2 separate regions of the Homo sapiens genome follow, and region 2 is linked to region 1. A link is an interaction called in ENCODE POLR2A ChIA-PET data of the cell type or tissue named here. Cell type or tissue: CD4-positive, alpha-beta T cell. All regions are shown on one strand.

Evidence for each region. ChIA-PET counts read pairs that join two places held together with the same protein. Peaks named below come from ENCODE experiments on the same cell type or tissue, not always from the same donor. Only the 100,000 strongest peaks of a DNase experiment are listed, where the experiment ranks them.
Region 2: POLR2A ChIA-PET joins it to region 1 with 5 read pairs; 2 of 35 experiments call an interaction of 5 or more read pairs at or near these places.

The regions. Positions count from the first base shown.
Region 1 is chr2:161,950,163-161,958,162 of GRCh38, reverse strand. SLC4A10 (solute carrier family 4 member 10) reads right to left here. Exons shown (of 27, transcript NM_001178015.2): 19 at 7,315-7,476; 20 at 923-1,174. Among named protein-coding and RNA genes, the nearest start is that of DPP4, 120 kb to the left of the region's middle. In CD4-positive, alpha-beta T cell, no CTCF peak of the experiment used is centred here; DNase peaks (open chromatin) are centred at 1,242, 3,892 and 5,172; H3K27ac peaks cover 2,831 bases.
Region 2 is chr2:162,059,776-162,067,775 of GRCh38, reverse strand. All of the region lies in intron 2 of DPP4 (dipeptidyl peptidase 4), which reads left to right. Among named protein-coding and RNA genes, the nearest start is that of DPP4, 10 kb to the left of the region's middle. RefSeq lists a silencer at 1,663-1,957 and an enhancer at 3,619-3,688. In CD4-positive, alpha-beta T cell, no CTCF peak of the experiment used is centred here; a DNase peak (open chromatin) is centred at 3,685; H3K4me3 peaks cover 955 bases; H3K27ac peaks cover 2,825 bases.

The DNA.
Region 1 (8,000 bases):
TTTGGAGACAACTTGAATTTTGCTTTACAAAGATAAGATATTTGGATTAAAGGTGGATTAAAAATGAAGCTAACATTTAGATGTGTTTCCTGTATTATACCAGGTATTTGTAAATATATGGATAATTCAGATTTTCTCTTTTTATTGGAATAGTTCACATCATCTTATGTCTATAACATAATTACTTATATAACAGAGATTAATTCTTGCAAAGGTACTTGTGTTAATGATCAAATACAAGTAAACTAGTGTAAATCATTAAATAATTTAATTAAAATGTCAAATTATAGGCAAATAAAATGTGTTGTAATTTATAGCGCAATTGACACACCTTGGAAATATCTGACAAAATTACATGACAAAATAATTACTAGTTAATCCTCTTAAAAATAGATTTCAAGTTTTGTGTGAAAAAAAAATCACTATATGCAATGATGATGTCCAGACAGTGGTTTTACAGAGCACTTAAAATGGAAAACTGCGTATGTGACTATAACCAGGCTCATCCCTTCACCTCTATCTCTTATTAATAGTAAGTAATATTAACTGCTAATATATTTATCCACTGACAAGAAAATAGAATCTTTATGAATGCCTGTAATGGATTCGGGTCACAAGTCAGTCAGAAACAATGAGTGACTTTTTCCCATAGCTTGATCACCGATTCAAAATTGTTACAATAATTTACTCATCAAATTTTACTTTGCCAGACTAAATTTTTATGTATTTAAGGGTTTTAAAATATAGGACGTAATTTCCCTCCCTTAGGTTATGAAGAATTATATAAACATGGTTCAGAAATTCATCACTTTCATCACATGCCACACAATATTTGCAAATTTATGGCTCAGATTCAAATGAAAATTTTAAATGATGATAAATGTATTCTTTCTCTCAAGTTCATAAAGACAGATTTTGTTACCTTCAGAATACTGGTCATAAAGACTGATGAACCCATAAGAATAAAAATCATAAGCCCAGTAACCCTTTGCTCCCGAATGCCGAGAAATTTGGGTTGTTCTCCTGGAGCTGAGCATTCTGATTCCAGTTTTAGGCTATTGACATGAGTGATGGAGAGGACTGTGGCAGCCACAAACCATGGCAGGCCCATGATGGAGCATACACCGAGCATGACAGCCACCATTAATAGGTCCAGATGGTACCCACAACCTTTCTGTTTAAAAAAGAAAGAAAGAGAGAAAGAAACTGTGTCAATAACAGGGCTAAGGGTGGCCTGATTGCGAATAGAAACCACTTCCTGATGATACTCAACAAGCCCTTCATATCAGATCTCCTGGAGTAACTCTTAAACAAACACTCAGTTTCCAATTGCCCTCGTTTGTCTCATTGGGTGACTTCTATTAGAAAAAATAATATCATGGAGCCTAAGCTCCCCTGTATAGTCATTTTCTCCTTAATATAGTGCTATCTTGTTCTAATTTGCTTCAGTTTCAGCACTAGACAAATTAAGCCCCTCCTTAGAAATCACGGTTTTTTGTTTTCTATTTCCTCTGTTATGCTACTCCACTGTCACTGATCTCCAGGTGTTGCAAACTAAGTGCCTCCTAGGACCAGGTAGGAAATGTAAAGGAGGAAAAATAGGTGCAATGGGGTGTGTGAAAACTGCCCTCTTGCACAGACAGGGTGCTCTCTGAGGAGGGAAATCAAAGATGGGGAAGAGCACTCCCTCCATACCCTGCAGGAATCGAAGTGTAGAGCCTCAGAAGCAGCCAAAGGGATGGCCTATTTTATGTTCCACCTTTTATTTTTAATTTTTAGTGACTGCTTTATGAGAGGCAGTATAATAAAGTGGTTAAGAATATAAGTTCTGGAGTCAGACTGCCTGGAATGAAATGCTAGCTCAACCAATAAATCACTTAAGCTCTTGTGCCTCTTTTTCCCTATCTGAAAAACGATGATGATGATAGTAGAAGGCACCTCACTGGGCTGTTGTGATAATTAAATTAGTTGATGTTGTAAATCATTTGGAATAATATCTGTTGAATAGAAAGCAATCAGAAAATGTTAGGTACTATTATATTCTAGTGGTTAAACAATAAATGTTTCTTTTGTACTCATTAGGTTTCAAGGCTCCTTAATAAAACTATTAATATGTTTCTTAAGATCAGATAACTTATATAATTTCTCAGTATTTCCTCTAGTTTTTAGCACAATCATTGGCACACAATAAGCAATCAATAAAAGTTACAAATTGACTTTTTTGAAAATAAAATACGCATCAAACATTTCAGAATCAAATTTAGTAAGTGTAATTTTAAAATAAATACAGCAGTTAAATTTGTTATTATGACCATGAGCAGAAATTACCAATTCTTCTAGGAGAATAATAGTCTTTTTTAGAGGTAGTTTTATATAACTTCAAGCAGTTTGTAGTCAGTATGAGAGCTCTTATAGCCTGGAGTGTGAAACACACTGAGTATTTGTTGCATATTTGTCATGGTAGTCTTTTCTCTGTGATTTTGTTTTCTTGTTTTCTTAGTAAGAAGGTTCTTAAAGTCAGTTGTACTTTCTTTCCTTTCTGCTCATCCTTTCCAAATTATAAAAGTGCAAGAGATGATAGTGAGGAGACAATGAGAGTTATGTGCCTAAGGACCTGTTCCTCCTATGTTGACACCAAAGCAATGGTACCCTTCATTGATTCAGCTTACTGGGGCAATACTACAATTTACCAAAATATCTAACTCAATTTCCTGAATGAATATGACTCTGGAAACTTTTCTTTGCAAGTAACTCAAGAAAGAATTTGATTAGTAAGAGTTGAAGAGTAGGAAGAGAAACTGCCTGGTGTCAGCATAACCAAAAAAGCATAGGAAACAGTTTTGCCAGGACCATAATATCATCCCTTGGCCCTTTTGCAAAACATTTTGGAAGATGTAATTCCATAGAATAGAACTCAGATTTTGGTCCCTTTAAAGGACAATGTCTTAAGCAGTTTGAGAAGTGTTTTGTCCTAGCAACTCTGGAGTGAGAAGGATGTAGAACAGGGAAGGACCTCATACTTAAGCCTCTGCCTCTGAGGGAGTACAATGTGAATGGTGCCCCCTTGGAGCTATTTTGCAAAATTATGGTACTGCTAAGAGAAATCAAAAGATGGAAGAGGAGCTGGTGGCTGTGAGATGAGCATCAGAGGAGGGCAGAAGACAGGGGGCCTTGAGAGTCAGGCTTGTACTTTTTAGCACACCTGGACTTTCTCAGAGTCCACATTCACTACATCTCAATAATATGAGGGAGATCTTTGTCGCGATAGTGATTTCCAATAGCTCTTATTGAATGTTTTAAAAATATGATACAAATGTAAACAGTGGGATTCTGAATTGCAGGAAGTAGGCAAAATAATTCTTTCAGAGGAAATAATTTCTTTTCTAAATTTATAAAGCTAGTTTTGTAATATATAAATATATAACAAAAACAAAAATATAATTTCCCCTAATTATGCTGTACAACAATGGCAGCATCTTGATTTAATGTAAACCAAAGGAAATAAATAAAGCAGTTCTTGCTCTTCCCCTAACTAACCAGTATCCTTCTTGCCTTTCATTTAAAATGTCTTTAAAAACTTGGACTTTGTAACAAAATTATTAGCTGATAGGCATGCCAGCCAAAGAGAAGTATCCCTTTGTCAGACAGAGAACTCTACACCTTCTAACATATTTCTGTAGATTTTTTTCTCAAATAAAGACAGAGCTAGAGCTTTTATTCTCACATTCATCCATGAATCACAGGAAATGGACATATGGGAGGAAAAGGGAGCATAGCAACAGGTGATGCTACACCAGACCCCACTAAAACCAACATGCAGCAAGACAAGAGGCCAGCCAAGAGGACCATCTGATACCCAGATGCCACTGCTGAAAAAATTCATTTCAAAGCTTGGCAGCAATTTCCTGCATCTGTCAAGTTAACCACATAAAAGACTATAGATTGACATGAAGAACCAGGCTGACAAAGAGGGCAAAAAAGAACATATCAAATGCCATAATCATCAAGAGAATATGGTGCCAAATGAATGTTGCAAATGCATTCATTTACTCAAGTGATCCGGGATTGTATTGCTGTTTATTAAAAATGATGTCAAAAGAAGCCTGAACTGTCTACAGAAACATGTAGAAAAGCCCACAGTTGTATCTTAACAGAAACTTTCTTTTTTATAAGATTTTATCTCTCTTTTCACATTTAGAGAATGTGCTTTAAAAAACCCAAGTAGATATTTTTAATGCTTTTCAAAAGGATTCAGTTAACTTATGCCTAATCCACTTCTCTAAGGGAGAAACAAACAAACAAATGCTAGAGAGAGTATGGATTTATATGTACATTTATGTATAATATACATGATACTTCACATTCTCAAATTTTTGTATTTGCCTCTTCTTTCACTCTGGAGCCATCCAAAGGATCATAGGATGCAATGAGTTCGAGGTTTACTGATTTTGAGCTCCCCCATTCTTCGGGAGTAGTAAGTCACCTATGCAGTGCAACACAGCTTTATTGTGTAAATAGTGACACTCATGAAATGATAAAAACATTTTTTTTTTTTGAGACGGAGTCTCACCCTGTCGCCCAGGCCAGGGTGCAATGGCATGATCTCATCTCACTGCAACCTCTGCCTTCCAGGTTCAGACGATTCTCCTGCCTCAGCCTCCTGAGTAGCTGGGATTACAGGTGCCCGCCACTACGCCCAGCTAATCTTTGTGTTTTTAGTAGAGATGGGGTTTCACCATGTTGGCCAGGCTGGTCTCTAACTCCTGACCTCGTGATCCACCTGTCTCGGCCTCCCAAAGTGCTGGGATTACAGGCGTGAGCCACTGTGCCTGGCCAATAAAAACATTTTTATCAGCAGGAGAAATATCATCTAAAAGAAAACCAGCTACTAGTTCTGGCAATAGAGGTGAAGAAAAAGTAAAAAGATCTAAAATATGTTTGGGAGAGATAAAGAATGAAATGAGGAATTCTGAGTTGACTTGGGTGTATGTAGACTTAGATACATGATGTGGAGTCTACCAAGTGTTTGATACATAAACTACAAAACATGATTCATTAAACAATTTCGGGGAATGCTCCAACCAAGGCAAAAATGGGTTTTCAAGTGAGAAAAGAAAATTAGTAAAAGCTGAAAATGCTTTCACAAGTGGTTAGCTTGTGGTCTGGTGATATACTCAAGAAACACATCTTTTAGTGAAAATGTGGTTCAAGTCAAAGCCAGGAGACTTTGCAAACATTTCAATGAAGCAACAGGCGGGGAGAAGGACTATGGAACAAACCGTTACTCTGAGTAAATAACATTCTGAGAAGGTGATTTTGTTGTTGTTAACGGGAAAACCAGTAGCATCAGACCACACTCTATAGAAGCTTATAGGAGACAAGAGTTATAGGCCCAATAGGGGTTCAATGTAGATGAAATACATCTTCACTGGAAGAAATTTGCTTTAAAAGTATTCATATCTAAGAAGGAGGATGGAGAGTTCAGATTCACAGTGGCCAAGAACAGGCTGACTCTTCTGCCTGTGGCCATATAGCAGAGTTTATGATTAAGCCAGATTTGCTGTATCATTTACTAAATCCAGAGTAGTAAGGGGCAAAAATACACAACTTTTGACTACATAATCATTTATTTGCACAATAAAACAGATTTAGTAATGTAGCCTCAGGTTTATTTCAGTGACAAAAATAGTTCTAGTTCTGCATTTAATTCTATAAATGCAAGTACTTGAAAGGACCACTTAAAGAATGCTTTACTACATTTTTGTTATTCCACAGTATATGTGAAGGGGGAAATTAGTGTATTTGTCAATGTGGAGCTTTACAAAGGCTGTGAATGTCAAGGGCTCATGAAGAACAAGGAGTAAGAGCAAGTGTCATGTGATTTATAAGGTTGAAAGGGCAAAGATTCAGAATGGCCAGGAAGGTAATATCAATCTCAGCACACATTTCACTTCCACACTTTGTTTTAATATGATTCCACTTACAATAAGAAAAAAATGCTGCCTGAATCCATTTAACTGATGGCCCTTACAGAGGATAATTTTTCAGTGAACACACTAGAATTTCTGCCTAATTATAAAGGCTAAAAAAATCTTTTTGAAAGGTAAATAATAATTATATGGCTTACTTTCTTCCTAAAACAGGTTTTTTAGTTGATTTTTTAAAATGTATCATTTAATAAAATACATAAAGTTGTGAGAATTCTTAACTTACGTTCTACAAAGAGAATGAAAAATGTCCTTTGCTTTAAGATAGACACACATTCTCTCCACCATATACTCAAAATTCCTTCTTCATAAGATTTATTGCAAATAAGTGTGCTTTCTTACATTTATGTAATTATTATTATTAAAAGTAATGGCAAAAACTGCAATTACTTTTGCATTGACCCAATATATTGCATCAGAGTTTAATCAGAGATATTTTTCATCTTTCTAACATTCCTATAAAAAAATTCTATAAAGCATGATTTCTGTTGCTCTGACAATGATTTTTTCTCCTAGAGTTTAAAGGGTATGTGAAAATAGCTGGCAACTACCCCACGATACCAAAACAAAAACAAGATTGTGCATGTTATGTTTTTACAAGGTTTGATGCAGATTATTTTTAACCATTTAATGATTTCATCGATTTTATTTAACATATTCCTGTAAGTAAGTGACAGTGCTTACATTACATATCTCAGGCAAATTGCATACCAGTGAACAATTTCGATTATTCACAATTGCAAAATGGCAAGGTCAGAATGTAACTAAGACACATCTATAGTTATTCTTTTTATAAAAGAGACAGTGAAATCTGCAATAAAACTCAAAGATGTCACTTCTAAACTGTGACGTTTATGTCTGGATTTTGTTGTTACAGGCAGACAGAAAAATAATTAAAGAAAATGAGAAATAGTTGAAGTTGTAATTTATTCTGATAATGAATTCAATGTAATAGATACATTTAGGGTTAAATAGAGGAATAGAGGAATCTCAGATGTAAGACAAGTTGGTATGGTTGTACTTCACCAGAACAGATTGTTATTTCATTAAAATATGTTAAGTATGGAAAAGTTAAAACTTTGACAGTTTTTTATTTTATGCCTTGGAGGTGAGTTCTCAGACGTGAGCTCAGCCAAGTGCTACAAATAAGTAAATTCTCATCTCATTGTAAGACCAAGTATCTTGTAAGACAATAAAAATTATACATCTAAAAACATTATTTTATATATTTCACTGTGCAAATGAATACAGAATATAGAAGTCAAATGAACATCAGTTGATATCAGTTGTCATAATTATTTACATTAAAATGGATGTTAAAATATACCTTTAGCTTATGCTCTTTCCTGTTGATGATGACAGCTGTAATCTGTTGGTCCATAAAAATTAGAATAGTACAAAGCAGAGCTGGAATTATAGCAGCTATTACTGTCCACCATGGGTTTGGACCTAAAGGCGTAACAAACCAGCCACGATCATCTCTAGTGGGCTGTATAAAGTAAAGAATGTGCATAGTTATGAACTGGATTAATGAATACTTGATCAAATTAGGTCTTACAGATGCTACTAGGAAAGCCCTAATTATAAACAGAGGAGCTGAGTGGCCTATAATAAATAATAATAATACTCATAAATCACTTAAAACCATTTTAAGTGCTTTAAATATTTTAACTCATTTTTTTTTTCTTCACAACACTCTAAAGATGACACAGATAAGAAAATTGAGGCACAGAGAGATCCAGTAACTTGCCCAAGATCCCAAAGCTAGTACGTGGTAGAGATGGGATTTAAACTCTGACAGACTTGTTGAAAAATCTGTGTTATTAATCAATACCTGTATTAAATAAAATGATATTAATATTTACTATTTACTATTGGAAAATGTATTGAAATTTACAAATAGCATATTGACACATTGACCACTGTGCTAGAACTGAGATACAAAGATAAATCAGAGGCTTCTTTCAGTTTAGAATCAGAGACAGACATCTAAACAAAATACATCATTATGGT
Region 2 (8,000 bases), 110 kb before region 1:
ATTTTTAACTTTAGTCTTCACAGCTCCATTATGACCTCCAAAAGAGGGTGTGTCTCTCAATTTGAGAGTAACCTGAAACCATGAAATTAGAACTAACTGTTTTATTATTTGCCAAGCATTGTATTGTTTTATATTGTTCTTCAAAATTATAACTTCCTAGGAAGCTTTTACAAATTTAAAGATAAACTATGTGCTTTCTTTAACTGGGGGCATTAATGTGCACATTTCTTAATTATTTGGTTCAGTGAGGAAGAAAGTAGACCTATGAGTTCAGGGTCCTAGAAGAGGAGGTAATGTAAGGCAGAGCCAAAGCCACTAGAGATTTTATTCATGGCACTCTAGGAGCCATGGTGGCTCAGGATGTATAACTGAGGTAGAGGGAGTAGGAGAGGTGAGTATCAAGCAGGTCTTATCATCCACCCCTTCCCTGACTTCTTAAAACTGGGGACCCCAAAACTGAGCTTAGTGGCCTCTGTGGCCTAATACCATTTCTGTGAGGCTGGAACCCTCTTTTCTTGTTTTCCTCAGTTGTTCTAAAGCCCACCCTGCTCAAACTCATGTCCATAAGTTTCATGGATGACTCTTATTTCTCTATTATATTCTTCCATTATTTGATTCCAGGCATAAAACTCTTTCAGTATGAGATTTAAAACCTCTTCAGGGCCAAGGTCCAACAGTGGCTAAATACAATATTTTTCAATTCAAAAACATATATTGAATGCTTACTGCATGTCAAGTGTTATTGAAGGTATGGGGGATATGGCCTGCTATGATTGCGTATTTGTCCCCTCCAAACCTCATGTTGAAATTTGATCTCCAGTGTTGGAGGTGAGGCCTAATGGAAGGTATCTGCATAATGGGATCAGAGCCCTCCCACAGGGGTGAGTGAGTTCTTGCTCTATTCGTTTCCGTAACAGCTGATTATTAAAAAGAGCCTAGCACCTCCCTCTTTCTTGCTTTCTTTCTCACCATGTGATCTCTGCACATGCCAGCCTCCCCTTCACCTTCTGCTATAAGTAGAAGCAGCCTGAGACCATCATCAGATGTAAATGCCCAATATTGAACTTTCCAGTCACCAGAATCATGATCCAAATAATCTTTTAAAAAGATAAATTACTAGCCTCAGATATTCCTTTATAGCAATACAAAATGAGCTAAGATCTAGCCCTAAGCAGTATAGATAATGTCCCTGTTCCACTGGACCTTTACAGTTCATAGAGCAGGCAAATTATAGGCAAGTGCAGAAATAATTTCAGATGGTAATAAATGCTATGACAGAAATCAAGTGGGATAGAGAGGACCGGCAGACACAGAAAGGAGTTTCTCTCTTATTCCAAGTATGATTTTGAGCTCCTGGAGGATTTCAGCATGAATGTGACATGATCTTTTCACATTTCAAAAATATGCCTCTGACTCTTGTGTGGATAGTAGTTTGGGGTTGGTGTGGTTTGTCCAGGTGATCAATGATGGTGGCTTGGAGAAGGATGGTAGCACTGGAGGTGAAAATAAGTTTAAAAAAAAAAAAGAAACGCAGGATGTATTTTGGAGGTAAGACAATGTGCAGGCATGTGAAGAGTGAGGGAAGGAGAGAAGGTAAGGATGGCTCCTTGGACAGCTGGCTAGATAGCTTAAGTAAAGAATTTCTCTTGCCTCCTGGCTGTTTCCTTTTTATCAGAGCTTGTCTGCAGAGGTTCCTCTGGCTTAACTCCCCTTTCCTATTGGATCAGCCTTCCCCTTTCAAGGATGTGCTCAGGAACACCTCCTACTTCATATTCACCCAGCACAGATTTGTTGACAGAAGGTAATTCTCCAACTTGGCAAATATTTATTGAGGATTTTCTATATGCCAGGTACTTTGTGGGTCCCTAGGGATAGAAAGACAATAGATATGGCCTTTGTCCTCAAATAATTGACAGCATTAAAAGACACATAAACATTAACTACAATCAAAAGAGCTAAGTGCCCTTCTAGTAAATGATCAAAGTGCTATGGAAGCACTAGTGACCAAATGATAAATGCTGCCCCAGGAAGTTTCTACATAAACAACCAAGCATAAAGCATTAATAATTAATGGGTCTTAATATTATCCTTCCAATCCTTCAGCCCCCAAACTGGCTCTGAGGCATGCAGTGCACCTCCGTGTCCATCCTCACTGACTTACAGCCCCCTGATGCTGTATGAGGATTGTATCAGGATGTTTTGGGCTTCAAGGAACCCAATACCTGGCCAAAAGTTATTTGAATGATAGCGTTTTATTACTGTATTGTCATTAGCATCTTTTATAATTGGAAGTGCAGAAGTAAAGTGGTTCTTGGGTTTGTTAATGTAATGGCCTGAACACATCAAGAACATGGGGCCTTTCCACCTTTCAGCTCTGCCATCCTTGGAGTTTTGTCTTTTGATCTCCAGTATGTCATCTCATGGTTGAGCATGGCTTCTGCAGCTCAACCCAGCACTTGCTCATACAGCTCATTCACAGGGCAGAAGAGGATGCTCTTCCTCATTCATGTTCTGCTGTATCAGGGAGGAAAACCATTTCCATAAGTCCTCTGACCAGATGCAAACTTTCAGATCTTACTGGCGACATTTGTGTCACTTGTCCATATCCAAACCAATCACCGGCAAGGAGAATGAATTGCCGTGATTGAACCAGACTACTCAAGACTCACCTTTCTCAGGTTGGAAAGTATCTTCTTTTGCTAGCACATGGAAGGAGAAGGGCAAATACCTAAGTTGAATTGAAAATTCTGAAAGACAGAAATCGGGGAGACGGCCTATGTAGGCATATCGTGTATTTGGTTATTGCTCTCTTTTCATTACGTTAGAAAGATTTAATTTTTCAACAAAAGAGGACAGACATCAAGCCAGCTCTGATCTCCAAAAATCTGGAGCTGTAATTCTCTCCTTTCCTTCTCCTCACTTTCTTTCCTAACTGGGTTTATTGCAAATCAGTGTGCTTTGTTGCTGCCTTTCTGATCTCAAGGACATTTTGACCTCAGCCCTTTCTTTCTTTTGGCATCCAAAGTGATCAAGAGGAGAAAATAATTGAATTGCAATGTTAAAATATAAATCTGAGATAATAGAGCAGGTAAGAAACATCTGAGGGGAATTACTGACAATTTACCTCTAGAAAATCCACATAAACTGTCACATTTCATCCAGTTCATAATAGCAGAAAGTGGTAGAAATAGTCAACATAAAATAAGATGGGCAAAATTTTTAAAAAATGGTAAAACTTAGATCTGCTAAAGTTAACCCAGGAAAGTAGGACTTAAAATAATTAATGGCCATAAAAATAAAATAGTAAATAACAAAAGCAAACAAAATAACCTCACAAGGTCCAGAAGCTATAATTTAATCTAACATGGGCAAAAAAAATCTAATTGATGACTCAAATCTTTGTTTTAAAATTTCCAGCGAAAAAATTACTCTGCATGGTAATGATTTTCTTAAAATGAAAAGGGTTTGGCTGTACTGAAAGGAGAACCCAGAACCCAGCAGCCAGTGGACCCTTATTCCTTCCTGGCAATCTGGCCCTATTTTCCCTGTCTGCTCACTCGCTTGCTTTTCTGGTGAACTATTCCAGGTATCTCCTCTCCACTCAAACTTCCAACACCTCCTCCATATGCTCATTCATAGCTAAGGACCTGGCTTCCTGTTTTGATAAGAAAACTGAAACCATTAGAAGAGAACTTCAATTCTCACCGGCTCATCAGTGCATTCACCTGTATCGGCTCCCCTCCCAAGTTAGAGGAATGAATGCTCAGGCTCCTACCCAAGACCAGGCCCTTTGTTTGTGCCCTGGGTCCCATCCCTTTTGCCTACTGAAAGATTAGGCTCCAGCTGTCCCCTTGCATGTGGCAACATCATTTTTTCCATCTCTATTTGATCATGAACATACAGTAGTGTCTCATATTCTTAAAAAATAAGAAGGAAACTGTCTTTTTCCACCCTCATCCCTGCCAACCTACCACTCCCTTTCTCTGCTCTCTTTACCACAAAACTTCTTAAAGAGTTTCTATTATCACTGTCTGTTACCCCTCTCCCTTTTTTTCTCTTAAGCCTCCTGGAATAAGGGTTATCCCCACCACACCACTAAAACAGCTGTATTCTTGTCAAGGTCCCTAATCTCTGTGTTGCAGATTGGGAGTTGCTTCTCACTCTGTGTCTCGTGTGCCTGTCAATTAGTCATCCTTCTTCTCCACCTCCCCTCGGGGCTCTCACTCTCTCCTGGTTGTCCTTCTACCTCACTGTGCAGTCTTTCCCAGCCTCCTTAGGTATTCTTCCTGATGTCTTCAACTTCTCACCTTGGACTACTCTGGGGCTCCATCCTAAGACCTTTTCCTTTTTCACCTTAGATGACCTCATCCACTCCCATGGCCTCAAATACCATTTACAACTTGGCAACTTTCCAATTTTACCTGCAAACCAGACCTTTTCCTGAGCTCTAGGTGCAGTATACAACTGCTTACTGGACATCTCCATTTGGATGTGATATTGGCATCTCATACTGACATCTTCCAAAACTCTTTGTCTTCCCTTAGTACATCTTATTTCAGCAAATGGCAATTCTATTTTTGTAGTTACTGAGGCCAATATCCATGCAAGTTCTCCTCAACTCCTCTCTTTCATCCACAAGTCACATCCAATGTGTCGGCAGTTTTATCATCTGTATCTTCATATTCTCTCAGAGTTTGACCCTACCTCACCACCTCATCTCCTACTACCCTGGTCAAAGACACAATTGCCCTTCCCCTAAATTATTGCCAACATCTCTCTTTTTTTTTTTCTTACTTCCCTATGGTGTATTCTCAACACAACAGACAAGGTGATTGTGGTAGGCAGAATGCTAAGGTGACCCCCAAGAACCCTCTCCTCCGCTCCTGTGTACTAATCTCTGAGATTGTGGATATGATGAATTTTCTTCCTGTAGTTAAGTTTCGTTATGATGCACAGTTGGCTTTAAGAAAGGGAGATTACCTGCTTGGGCCTGACTGAATCACATGAACTGTTTAAAAGCAGAGTTTCTCTGGCTAGTCACAGAACAGGCAGTCAGGAATCCCAGGCATGAGAAGGATTTAACATGCCATTGCTGACTTGGAAGATGGAGGGGCCATATGGCCAGGAATGTGGGTCATCTCTAGGAGGTGAGAGCAGCCCTGGCTTATAGTCAACAAGTAAATGAGAACTTCACTCTCACAACCTCAATGAACTGAATTTTGCCAACAACCTGTGTGAGCCTGGGAGCAGGTAATTTTTCCCCAGAGCCTCCAGCTGACAACTCATTCCAGCCAAAACTTTGATTTTAACCTCACAATACTTTGAACAGAGAACTCAGCAAAATGGGCTGGACTGCTGACTTTTAGAACTCTAAGCTGATACATGTGTGCTGTGTTAAGTCACTAAGTTTGTGGTGATTTGTTACATAGCAATAGAAAACCATTAATAATATAGTGATAAAATTGTTTTAATTTATTATTTATTTATTTATTTTGAGATGGAGTCTTGCTCTGTCGCTCAGGCTGGAGTGCAGCGATGCAGTCTCAGCTCACTGCAACCACTGCCTCCCAGTTTCAAGCGATTCTCCCGCCTCAGCCTCCCAGATAGCTGGCACTATAGGTGTGCACCACCACGCCCAGCTAATTTTTTTTTTTTTTTTTTGTATTTTTAGTAGAGACAGGGTTTTGCCATGTTGGCCAGGCTGGTCTCATACTCCTGACCTCAGGTGATTTGCCTGTCTTGGCCTCCCAAAGTGCTGGGATTATAGGTGTAAGCCACCATGCCCAGGCTGGCGACCACATTTAAACATAAGTCAAATCATGTCCTTTTCTGCTTAACATCGTTCATTGGCTTTCCATTGTGAAGGCTCCATGGCACTTGTTACCACCTAGCATATGGCATTGCTTACTCATTATCTGTTCCTATGTCTCCCCCAGTTAAAATATAAGCTTCATAAGGGCAGGAGTTTTTCATGCTTTATTCACTGTGATGTCTCTAGTGCCTAGAACACTGAATAACACAGTAAGTGCTAAGTAAATATTTGGTGAATTAAAGAAATTATCTTGGAGCTCAGGCAAGAAAATTTTTTTAATGAACATTTATTAATATTGCTGTAATTCTGAATAAAATTATTATATTTATAAACCACTCAGTACTAAATCATGTATACCTACAATTTGTAAGTGCTAGCAACTGTTTGAAAAAAGATAGAATACGTTTATCCTCATGGCTTATTAATAGTTTGGTTAAGAAAAGACTGTTAAAGTAAGTACTTAAATAGATATAAAATTACTTGATTAATTGGCAAAATATGTGGTACAGAAAATAAACATTTTAATAAGATGAGGAGAGAGAAATGAATGTGGACTAAGTAGTAAGGGATAGATCAAGAGACATGAAGAGGAATAGTGGGAAAATGAAGGCCATGAATGTAGACTGTTTATTTGAGAAGTTTGTCCAGATGGCTTGGGGATGCAGCAGGATCAGGTAAGTATTTCTTTAAGATCAGTACACACTCTGCATCCTTAACCACAGAGCAGAAGTGAGCAGTGGAAAGAAACTGAAGATGCAGCTGGGCACAGTGGCTCACACATGTAATCCTAGCTCTTTGGGATGCTGAGGCAGGAGGATCGCTTGAGCCCAGGAGTTCGTTCAAGGCTTTAGTGAGCCATGATAGTGCCATTGCACTCTAGCCTGGGTGACAGAGTGAGACCCTGTTTCAAGTAAAAAAGAGAAAGAGGAAGGAAGGAAGGAAGGAAGGAAGGAAGGAGGGAGGGAGGGAGGGAGGGAGGGAGGGAAGGAAGGAAGCTAAGAAAGAAGGAGGCTAGGAAGGAAGGAAGCTAGGAACGAAGGAAGCTAGGGAGGGAGGGAGGGAGGAGGAAGGAAGGAAAGAAAGAGGGAAGGAAGGAAGGAAGGAGCTTTGTGTTTTAGAGGGAAAAGGTAAGATTTTAAAAAAATCCCTTGGGAACAAGAGGACAAGCATCTGAGTCATAGATTGGGGTGTGGAATGATCGGGGAGGAAGCTCACCTCTCCCTCAGAGTTCTAAGGAAAGAGTTGAACAATGGCAGGAGGGACAGATACCACAGAACTGATGAGCTTGGTAGAAAATAAGCTCCTATGGTAGCTTTTGCTGTAAAGGAGGAATCATTGAATTTTTTTGTTGGCTAATTTTATAATTTTTTCAAAATGTATACTGCAGGACCTGAGTTGTTCAGCATTGTATAATATTTAAAATCTAGAGAACATGAAAAAAGGGAAGAAAACAAACCTATTTTAAAGCTTACGTGACTACTTTTTAATGAGTTCAGGAAAAAGATGATGAAAGTTATTGGGTATTCCCATGGAAAAGAGAATAGAGATGGTAAAACTTCCTTTCTAGGAAGTTACCTTCTAGGAAGCCACAGAGTTGCCATCCTTCTTACTGTCCAGAGGGAAAATTCTAGAGTTTTCTGAATTTGCACTCTTTTGACTTTGAAGCAGAACAAATTAAGTTTCAACTGACCCAAGTCCTAAGGATACTACCAACCTGCTTATTTAAAATAGTTGCAAACCATGAATTTAAACACTTCCATAAAGCCTAATTCATCTCCACCAATTCACAAAAAAATGCCAAGAAAGCATTTACCACATGCAATCACTGTTCCAAAGATTTAGAGAGGTTTAGAAGAGTGATTGTAACCACAGGCTTTGGCGCCATATTGCCTGGTCCAAATGTGGCTTTGGTGCATACTAATCACAGAATTTTAGTCTAGTTACTGGCTGTGCCTATCTGTGCCTCAGTCTCCTTATTTGTAAAATGGGAATGAGCATAAGAAGAATAAGTGGGTTGAAAGTCTACATTGCCTAGAACAACCCAGCAAACTAGAAGAACACCATAAGAATGCGTAATTATTATTCTTTATATGTTTATAACATTTTTTGTTTGTTTGTTTTAACAGCTCCAGACGCAGGTAGTATAGTAATTTTTGCCCCATACTGCTGAATGTTTTGCCTGGCAAAT